2 separate regions of the Homo sapiens genome follow, and region 2 is linked to region 1. Evidence: chromatin loops called from intact Hi-C (ENCODE). Cell type or tissue: GM12878. All regions are shown on one strand. Links, peaks and the distances in the headings refer to the core of each region. The heading gives the core; the rest is flanking DNA. Region 1 has its middle 20 kb from the start of CCDC171. Region 2 overlaps TTC39B (tetratricopeptide repeat domain 39B).

The links. A loop is a pair of places that touch in the nucleus more often than their neighbours do. Peaks named below come from ENCODE experiments on the same cell type or tissue, not always from the same donor. Only the 100,000 strongest peaks of a DNase experiment are listed, where the experiment ranks them.
Region 2: a loop joins it to region 1, with 1.9 times the contacts of the local background. A loop is called at or near these places in 5 of 110 quality-filtered maps.

Annotation. Positions count from the first base shown.
Region 1 is chr9:15,531,170-15,535,566 of GRCh38, reverse strand. No RefSeq gene overlaps it. Among named protein-coding and RNA genes, the nearest start is that of CCDC171, 20 kb to the left of the region's middle. RefSeq lists enhancers at 1,909-2,448, 2,449-2,989. In GM12878, for the core only: a CTCF peak has its summit at 2,124 (motif pointing right); DNase peaks (open chromatin) are centred at 2,157 and 3,966; H3K27ac peaks cover 780 bases.
Region 2 is chr9:15,275,731-15,280,127 of GRCh38, reverse strand. The region is part of intron 1 of TTC39B (tetratricopeptide repeat domain 39B); the gene reads left to right. Among named protein-coding and RNA genes, the nearest start is that of TTC39B, 29 kb to the left of the region's middle. In GM12878, for the core only: a CTCF peak has its summit at 2,134 (motif pointing left); no DNase peak of the experiment used is centred there.

The DNA of each region.
Region 1 (4,397 bases), core at 113-4,112:
TGCATATCTATAGAGTTATATAAAAATAAATTCAAAAGAATTATTTAAAATTTTAGCTGGGCACGGTGGCTCACGCCTGTAATCCCAGCACTTTGGGAGGCCAAAGCAGGCGGATCACCAGGTCAGGAGATCGAGACCATCCTGGCTAACACGGTGAAACCCCGTCTCTACTAAAAATACAAAAAATTAGCCAGGCATGGTGGCAGGCGCCTGTAGTCCCAGCTACTCGGGAGGCTGAGGCAGGAGAATGGTGTGAACCTGGGAGGCGGAGCTTGCAGTGAGCCGAGATTGCATCACTGCACTCCAGCCTGGGCGACAGAGCGAGACTCCGTCTCAAAAAAATAAAAACATAATAAATAAATAAATAAATAAATAAAATAAATAAAAATTTAAAAGACAAAAGACAAATTTGAAGGCTTACATATCTTTTACTGTAAATTTTAATATGGATTGAAAACAAAAAGTAAAATTAAGATCTGCATTTTCTTCCCGTAACATCCTAGTTATTCATGCTCAGATAAACAGAAATTCTTTTTTATTCCCAAAATATTCTGTTAACTCTCTAGACTTCTTACATATGATGGAATCATTTTGGCAAGAAATTTTTTAAAGTTAAATTACTAGTAATCAAGGGCCGGGAGCGGTGGCTTATGCCTGTAACCCCAGCACTTTGGGAGGCCGAGGTGGGCAGATCACGAAGTCAGGGGTTCGAGACTAGCCTGACCAACGTGGTGAAACCCCGTCTCTACTAAAAAAATACAAAAATTAGCTGGGCATGGTGCCATGCGCCTGTAATCCCAGCTATTCAGGAGGCTGAGGCAGGAGAATCACTTGAACCCAGTTGGTGGAGGTTTCAGTGAGCCGAGATCATGCCACTGCACTCCAGCCTGGGTGACAGAGTGAGACTCTGTCTCAAAAAAAAAAAAAATAAAATAAAATAAAAATAAAAATTACTAGTAATAGCTATTATTTATCGTTGTGTTTCCTATTTGTTACAACCATGTATAGCCTTTGAATAAAATGGCTTATGCGTATGTCTTATGTCCCCTGACAACTCTTCTTGATTATGTGTGTTCCAAATTCAGTTCTCTAATTCAGAATAATCAGACTGTAAAATTTTCTTTTCTTTTTTTTTTATTTAAGATTTTATTGTTTTCTTTTCTTTTGAAACAGGGTCTTGCTCTGTCACCCAGGCTGGAGTGCAGTGGTGTGATCTCAGCTCACTGCAACCTCTGCCTCCTGGGCTCAAGCAATCATCCTGCCTCAGCCTCCCGAGTAGCTGGGACCACAGGCGTGCACCACCATGTCTGCTAATTTTTGTATTTTTTAGGAGACATGGGGTTTCACTATGTTGCCAAGGCTGGTTTCGAACTCCTGAGCTCAAGCGATCCACCCTCCTCGGCCTCCCAAAGTGCTGGGACTACAGATGTAGTTAGCCACCATGCCTGGCCTGTAAAGTTCTCTTATAAATCAAAACTTTCTTTGAATTTACTGGAATAGCCACCAGTTCGGCCAAAAAGTCAGTTTCTCAATTTATAAAAGAAAAATAGTAGAAATAATTAGGCATGTGTGACATTCTCTAAATTTTAATTATGTGTGGCCAGGCCCGGTGGCTCACGCCTGAAATCCCAACATTTTGGGAGGTTGAGGCGAGAGGATCACCTATGGTCAGGAGTTTGACACCAACCTGGCCAACATGGTGAAACCCTGTCTCTACTAAAAATACAAAAATTAGTTGGGCATGGTGGGGCGAGCCTGTAGTCCCAGCTACTCAGGAGGCTGAGGCAGAGGAGAATCGCGTGAACTCGGGAGGCGGAGGTTGCAGTGAGCCGAGATCACGCCATTGCACTCCAGCCTGGGTGACAGAGCAAGAGTCCGTCTAAAAAAAAAAAAAAAATTGGAATCAATTTGGAAACAAAATTTGGAATAAAATAAAATTTGGAATAAAAAAATTATTAATATTGTTTCATGATTGTGAATGCTTATGTGCTAGTTACCAATTTAATATCATCGCTCCATTGCAAATCTACACTATTTTGCCCTGATTCATGATCAGTCCTGAACCCTACAATCGTTTTTTTGCCAACAGATAAAATGTTATGGTTCATCGACAGAGGGCGCTAGAGTGACACTGCATGGCCACAGCTACGGAAAGACACTTTTCGGTTGGACTCCAGCCCTCTTATAATCTTCAATACACGAGCCTAACAAAGTAGCTCTAGCTGTGCCCTCAGTCTGTATAGTCCCTCTTCTTAAGGCGACCTTAGACCAGGTCCAGCTACCTATATCCTCTGGCAACAGCTGACCCTTCCTGCAGACTGGCCCAGCCTGCCTATCCCCACCAGCAGTGGTGAATCACTTTTATAGGCCCCTCTAGCAAGTATCTTCACCATTGCCAGGCTGTGTGGCTGTGTTTGTAGTAAACACGTCTTTCTGGCCGGGGCGCGGTGGCTCACGCCTGTAATCCCAGCACTCTGGGAGGCCGAAGCGGGCGGATCATCTGAGGTCACGAGTTCGAGACAAGCCTAGCCAACATTGTGAAACCCCGTCTCTACTAAAAATACAAAAATGAGCCGGGCGTGGTGGCGCAATCCCAGCTACTCAGGAGGCTGGGGCAGGAGAATCGCTTGAATCTGGGAGGCGGAGGCGGTAGTGAGCCGAGATCGCGCCACCGCCCTCCAGCCTGGGCAACAAGAGCGAGACTCAGTCTGAAAAAATAAATAAATAAATAAACATGTCTTCTTTGAAGAGGTCTGAATCTCAGCCCTGGGGTGGTGGTTGCTGAGAGGAGCCCTTTCTCCTCTTTATCGTTCATTCTTCCTCAGCCTAGAGGGATGCGCTGTTTTTCCGCACTTGCTGCTTCTGGATTCTTTAGAGTCCTTGTTTACTCCTTTTTGAATTCACTCACCTCCTGCTAGTTAATAATTCTTTATATTAAACTTTCCCTGTTCAAAAAACTGATGTGGTTTCTGTTTCCTGTCTGGTCCCTGATTGACATATCTTAGAAATATAGTTTTTTCATGTACAAAGATTGGTACAATAATTGTCTCCAAAAAGATTTTGTATCAGGTTATTAAGTTCCAATGTCTTTGTCGATCAGGGACCACTGTAATATACCTTGTGGCACAAATTAAAAAGCCCTGGAGTCTCCTTCTGTCATTTCCATTTGGTTCTTTCTAAATACCCACTATTTCTTTGCTGAGAATTTCTATATTTTTATTTGTTTCAAGAGAATTTGTAATTGCTTGTTGAATTTTTTATTTTATGTGTTTTTTTTATGGTTGCTCTCAAAAAAAAATAATAATAAAAATAAAAGTCATAAACTTGCTATGGAAAAAAGAGAAGGAGATTTAGCCAAACAATGTGTAATAGACATTTGTTGGTTGATGCTGTAGCTTCTGTTATTTTCTTCCTAGCAGCCCTCATTGGAGTTTGGGAATCCATTTGGCTCTATGGAACTAATATCAATCAATAAACTAAATTATTTACTTATTCAGCTGTACAGGTGTATTTTCAAATAAATATGATTTTAAAAGAATGATGGCTGTGGTCATGATAAGAAATATGGCCTTTCATATTTATAATGTGTCCTCCATTCATCTTGGTTATAACAGGAAATGGTAATGTAATTTCTTTATGCTCCTATTCCCAGGATCATCATTGACTATATGCTTATATATTAATTTTCTGTTACCCCTCAAGAAATCATTCAACTGTCTTCTATTTTGATGATGTTCTGATATTTTTCATCTTGTGGAAGAGACCTCAGAGAAAAATAGCCCTTGAGCCTTGATGAAAAGAACCTATATAAGTTGCTATAAACATCTAACACTACAACAAAACTCTAGGGTGTTGATGCTTACAACCATTTCTCTCAAGTAAAGAAATTTACTCATCCTTAAGTTACAAGAAAGCCCAATGGGCCAGAAACCACAAGATCATGAGGAGACAGTTTCCACCCAAGACTTTCAGATCAAGATGACTGCATGAAGTAGACAGCTTCCATCAGAGACTCATGAAATAAGACCTAGATGACTGGAGTCAGATCGTCAGGCTTGCATCAGCAGGCTTTTGTTTGTTATTGTTCAAGCTATTTTCTTTCTTTCTAGTTTCCTTGAAGTTTTGGATTATTAACTTTGATACCTATAAGGTCCTTATCCTTAATAATGTGTTTTGTCTCCTTAATCACTCCTTGGTAAAAGTCTAATGCTTGGCTATAATTTTTCATAATTTGGCTAAAACACAAAATCAAACTAACTATTGGGTTTATATTCTCTTTACAGGTAGGTGCCTTCATTTTCCTTTTATGTTAGTTCTGTGTAATAAATCAGTAGTCAAGTTCTTCCGCTCTGACAAAAAAAAAAAAGGAAAGAAAGAAAAATAAATAAATACTTTCC
Region 2 (4,397 bases), core at 175-4,174, 260 kb after region 1:
CCAGGAGTTCAAGATCAGCCAGGCCAACATGGCAAAACCCTGTCTCTACTAAAAATACAAAAAAATTAGCCGGGTTTGGTGGCATGTACTTGTAGTCCCAGCTACTTGGGAGGCTGAGGCAGGAGAATCGCTTGAACCCGGGGGGTGGAGGTTGCACTGAGCCAAGATCATGCCACTGCACCCCAGCCTGGGTGACAGAGTGAGACTCCGTCTCAAAAAAAAAAAAAAAAAAAAAGAAAAGAAAAAAAGTACTTTATTTACAAAAAAAGAAAAGGCAGCAGGTGGAATTTGGCCCTGTTTGTAGTTTCCTGACACCAATAGTAATAGACTGATCTATTTGGGGACATCAGGACATGTCAGCCACAGAGAAGGTGACTTAGGATTCTTAGTGCCAAGCATTGTGTGTGGTCCACTTCCTAACCTTTCCCAGGCTGCAGCACACAGTGCCACTCACGAGTACCTTTAGGAGATTCAAGGCACAACAATAATAGTGATAATAACTCATCTTTCTACTGGATGCATTGTTCTAAGTGCTTTTCACATCTGACATTAATCTATGGACAGCTGAGTGACATGGGAAATTGAGGTCCTAAGGAAAATAGCTTGCTCAAGGTCACAGAGCCAGTGGGTGGTGAAACTGGGATTTGAACCCAGATAGAGTGGTTCTAAGCTTGTGAGCTCAAGTCCCTTTACCTTCTCTCTCCCCCATTATAGGATTTCTCAGTTTGAGATCATCTTTGAAGCCTTACTCTTTGGGAACTGCCTCTTCCGAACACTCATATTGAGTGGATAAGGTTCTGTGTTCTCTTTTTGAGACATTTATTTTGGAGCAGAGCTACAAGTAAAGGACTGCTAACTCTGCCAATTTTCTGTTACAGCTGGATAGTTCAAGGGTGGAGCAAGATCATGCAGGAGGTTTCTTTTTGCTCATCCCTGGTCTACACCAGAGACTTTCAACTGCAGAAGCACTTTAATAACAGTAGAGATGATTTATTAAGTGTCTGTTTTGTTGATACTGTGCTAAGTGCATTAAATATATAATATTGGTTAAAATCTCACAATGCTGTAAATTAAGTGGTATTATTCCCATTGCACAGATGGAAAAGTTGAGGCTCAGTTATGGATAAGTTATTTAAATCTCTGAGCCTTAGTTTCCTCATGTGGACATTATGATAGTCCTATCTGTTAGGGTCACTATGAAGATTAAATGAGTTAACACATGTTAAGGATTCTGAGCAATGTTTGGCACTCAATAGTGTTACCTGTTATTGTTGCTGTTATTATTAGAACATAGTAGTAATTGTAGAGGTGAAATGCTCACTTTTTATGAGTATTTGTGAATTAGAAATAAGCACGTGAGTATTCAACATAGTGCCTAGGTGTTAATAGATGGAACTTATGATTATTTATAGGAAGAAACTGTGTAAAGTTCTGTTCCTTTTAATTTAAAAATACCTCCACTGGTGATGGTTTTAAAATTAAACATTAAAATATTAAAAGTCAGTCTCTTGGTTTTGTTTGTTTTTGTTTGTTTTGGGTAAAATTGCTCCCTGCAAAAACAGCCCCAGATATTCCTGTTTACTGTAAATTAGGTAGATTGGATAGAGTTGGCACTAGAGGATAGATATGCTTGACATAGTAAATGATTTACAAGGTGGATTGTACAGCCATAAAAGCAGTAACTTAGAAATATGCACAGGAGAGTAAAATAATTTGCTCATTTATGTTAAATTTCAGTGATAACCTAATTGTAAAAAAGTTTTATTTTACATATGCACTCTATTATATACCATATATCACTATGCATATTTTTTGTATATACTTATTTCTCTGTGGGGTTATGTCCAGAACTGTGAGTATTCTATGATAATGGCAACTTAAAGTATTTGTTCAATGTTAAGATTGACTATATACACGATTTTTCTTTTAAGTACTGACCTTAGGACTTAACCCCTGCCTTAAGCTGCAGCTCAACTCTATAATGAAATGCAGAAAAGGAACATTTTTCCCACCTCCATAAATTAAATAACCGATAATTAATTAACCTTTTCATTTCTTTTTTAGCTCTCTAATCTATGTGTTAGTAGAAACTAAAGCAATGCTATACAATTCAAATTTTTTTTGTGACAGTGACATCTGGTGGTTCCTTTTTAATTCTCGTGATTTCTCTGTGCTTGGCTGGTTGTTGGAAATTCCGAAGAATCATTGTGTGAACTGCTTCGCTTGGCATTTAACACTAGCTAGCTATTGAGAATCAAGTTAGTCCCATTGACGTGGCTTGAACTTTGAAAACCTCAGTGCTCCATTTGGACGCAGCCCTTCTCTGAAGGGAACACCAGCCTTCCTTGGATGAATGAACATTTTAGAATTTGTGATGGGCGAACACTGTCTTGGGAAGGATTTCTCTTTAATTCAGAGAACTTAGGATTTTGAATAAGGGATGGTATCTGTGCCAGCCTCTCTGCTTTACTCATGAGGAGGCTGGAGCCCTGAGAAATAGAGTGTGTTGGCCAAGGTCTCACTGTGTCTTCCAATGTCTCACTGTGTTGGGCAATGTCTCACTGTGTTGGCCAAGGTCTCACCATGTTGGCCAAGGTCACCTGCTTCTTGGTGAGCAGAGGTTCCATAACTTATGGGTTTTGTGCTACCAGGGAGCAGTGTGGCATTGGGCTCTGTGCTCATAAATTACGTTGTTGTTGTTTTTAGACGGAGTTTCTTGTTGCTCGGGCTGGAGTGCAATGGGGCTATCTTGGCTCACTGCAACCGCTGCCTCCCGGGTTCAAGCAATTCTCCTGCCTCAGCCTCCCAAGTAGCTGGGATTACAGGCATGCGCCACCACGCCCAACTAATTTTGTATTTTTAGTAGATGCGGGATTTCTCCATGTTGGTCAGGCTGGTCTTGAACTCCCGACCTCAGGTGATCCACCCGCCTCTGCCTCCCAAAGTGCTGGGATTTCAGGCATGAGCCACTGCGCCCAGCCCATAAATTATGTTTTTTATGCTGGGCAACCCACTAGTAAGAAAGGTCTGGGAGTGAAAGGCTAGAGGGTAAAGGCTAGAGGGCAAAGGGAGTTAACATTTTTCACTACCTATTTGCTGTAAATATCCCACACCCGGCTTTTCTCTCATCCAAAAGAGGCTCAGCATCTTTGACATGAAAAAGAGTTGTTGAGGAAGTATAGTTAGGGATCCCAGCCCCATCTCCTGAGTCTACTGGTTGGTCCCATATCTGAGAATTTAATATCCTGTGAAGTTGTATTTATTGAGCCTGTTTTAAGTCGGACCTGTTCTGTGAGTTATCTCACATCCTTACAATCCCAGTGGGCGGCTGGAATCTTTATTGTACACAACAGGAAGTAGAGGATTGAAAGGCTGGACTCACCTAGGGTCAGAGGTGGAGCCAGGATTCAGTCCCAGACAGGTCTAACCTCCAAGCCTAAATTTATGCTTTCCGCTCTACTACACAGGCTGTGTAATTAAAATCACTTGTGTATTTATTTATAGTGCGTAGTACTTAGGGAGTAGAGGCAGATTTGCTTCCTAGACACTTGAGCACATGACATGGACTTTGTATTGTGACTATGTGGACACATCCAGGAGTATTTTGTGCTTGTGAGAGAAGGGAGGGCTCATGTCATCAAGTCATGACTACCTTGATGGGCACTGGCTCCATGCCAGGCACTTTCCCCTCTGATCTCCTTTGGTCCTCCCAACAGCTTCCTAGGGTGGGTGCTATGGGCATCTCTAATTTACAGAAGATAACTCCAGAGTGGAAGGGGGAAAGGATTTTCTATAGGGATACTAAGGAAGAAAAAGGAGGAGAGAATGGGTGAACAGCAGGCCTGAAGCACACTCGTGTTGTATCTGGCCCTCCCATGCTGAAGTTGATAAACCACATGGTGAGCCAGGCAGGTGCAATTAACCCACTCCTTTCTTCAAGTTCATTATAACCCTGCTGCCAAATCCAAAGGACTTTTATAGGCTAAGTAAGATGTCCTACTAATAACCTCTTAAATTTCTTAAATTTTTCCACATAGTGACAGTTGAAATCAAGGCACAGGGCCCTTTATACTAGCAAACTACCTGCTCCCAGAGGGGACTTTGGTTAGTCAGTCATGGTTCCATGGTATTTATATATCAGCATTTGTTTCTTACAAATGTGACATTGAAAATGCTCCTGTATTCCTGAGGTCTTTTTAAATTTTTTCAAAAAAAGATCTTAAAGGCATTGTGTGTAGATCACTTTTAGGCTGCTTTATTACTAGCACTTTGTAAACACTGTGAGTGAAGATGGACTATGTTTCCGTTTCTCCTCTGCTCCTTTAATCCATAATAGTGAGCTCTGTGGGCATTATTGTTCTCTCAACTGTAGACAACATGACTGTAGTAAACTCTTT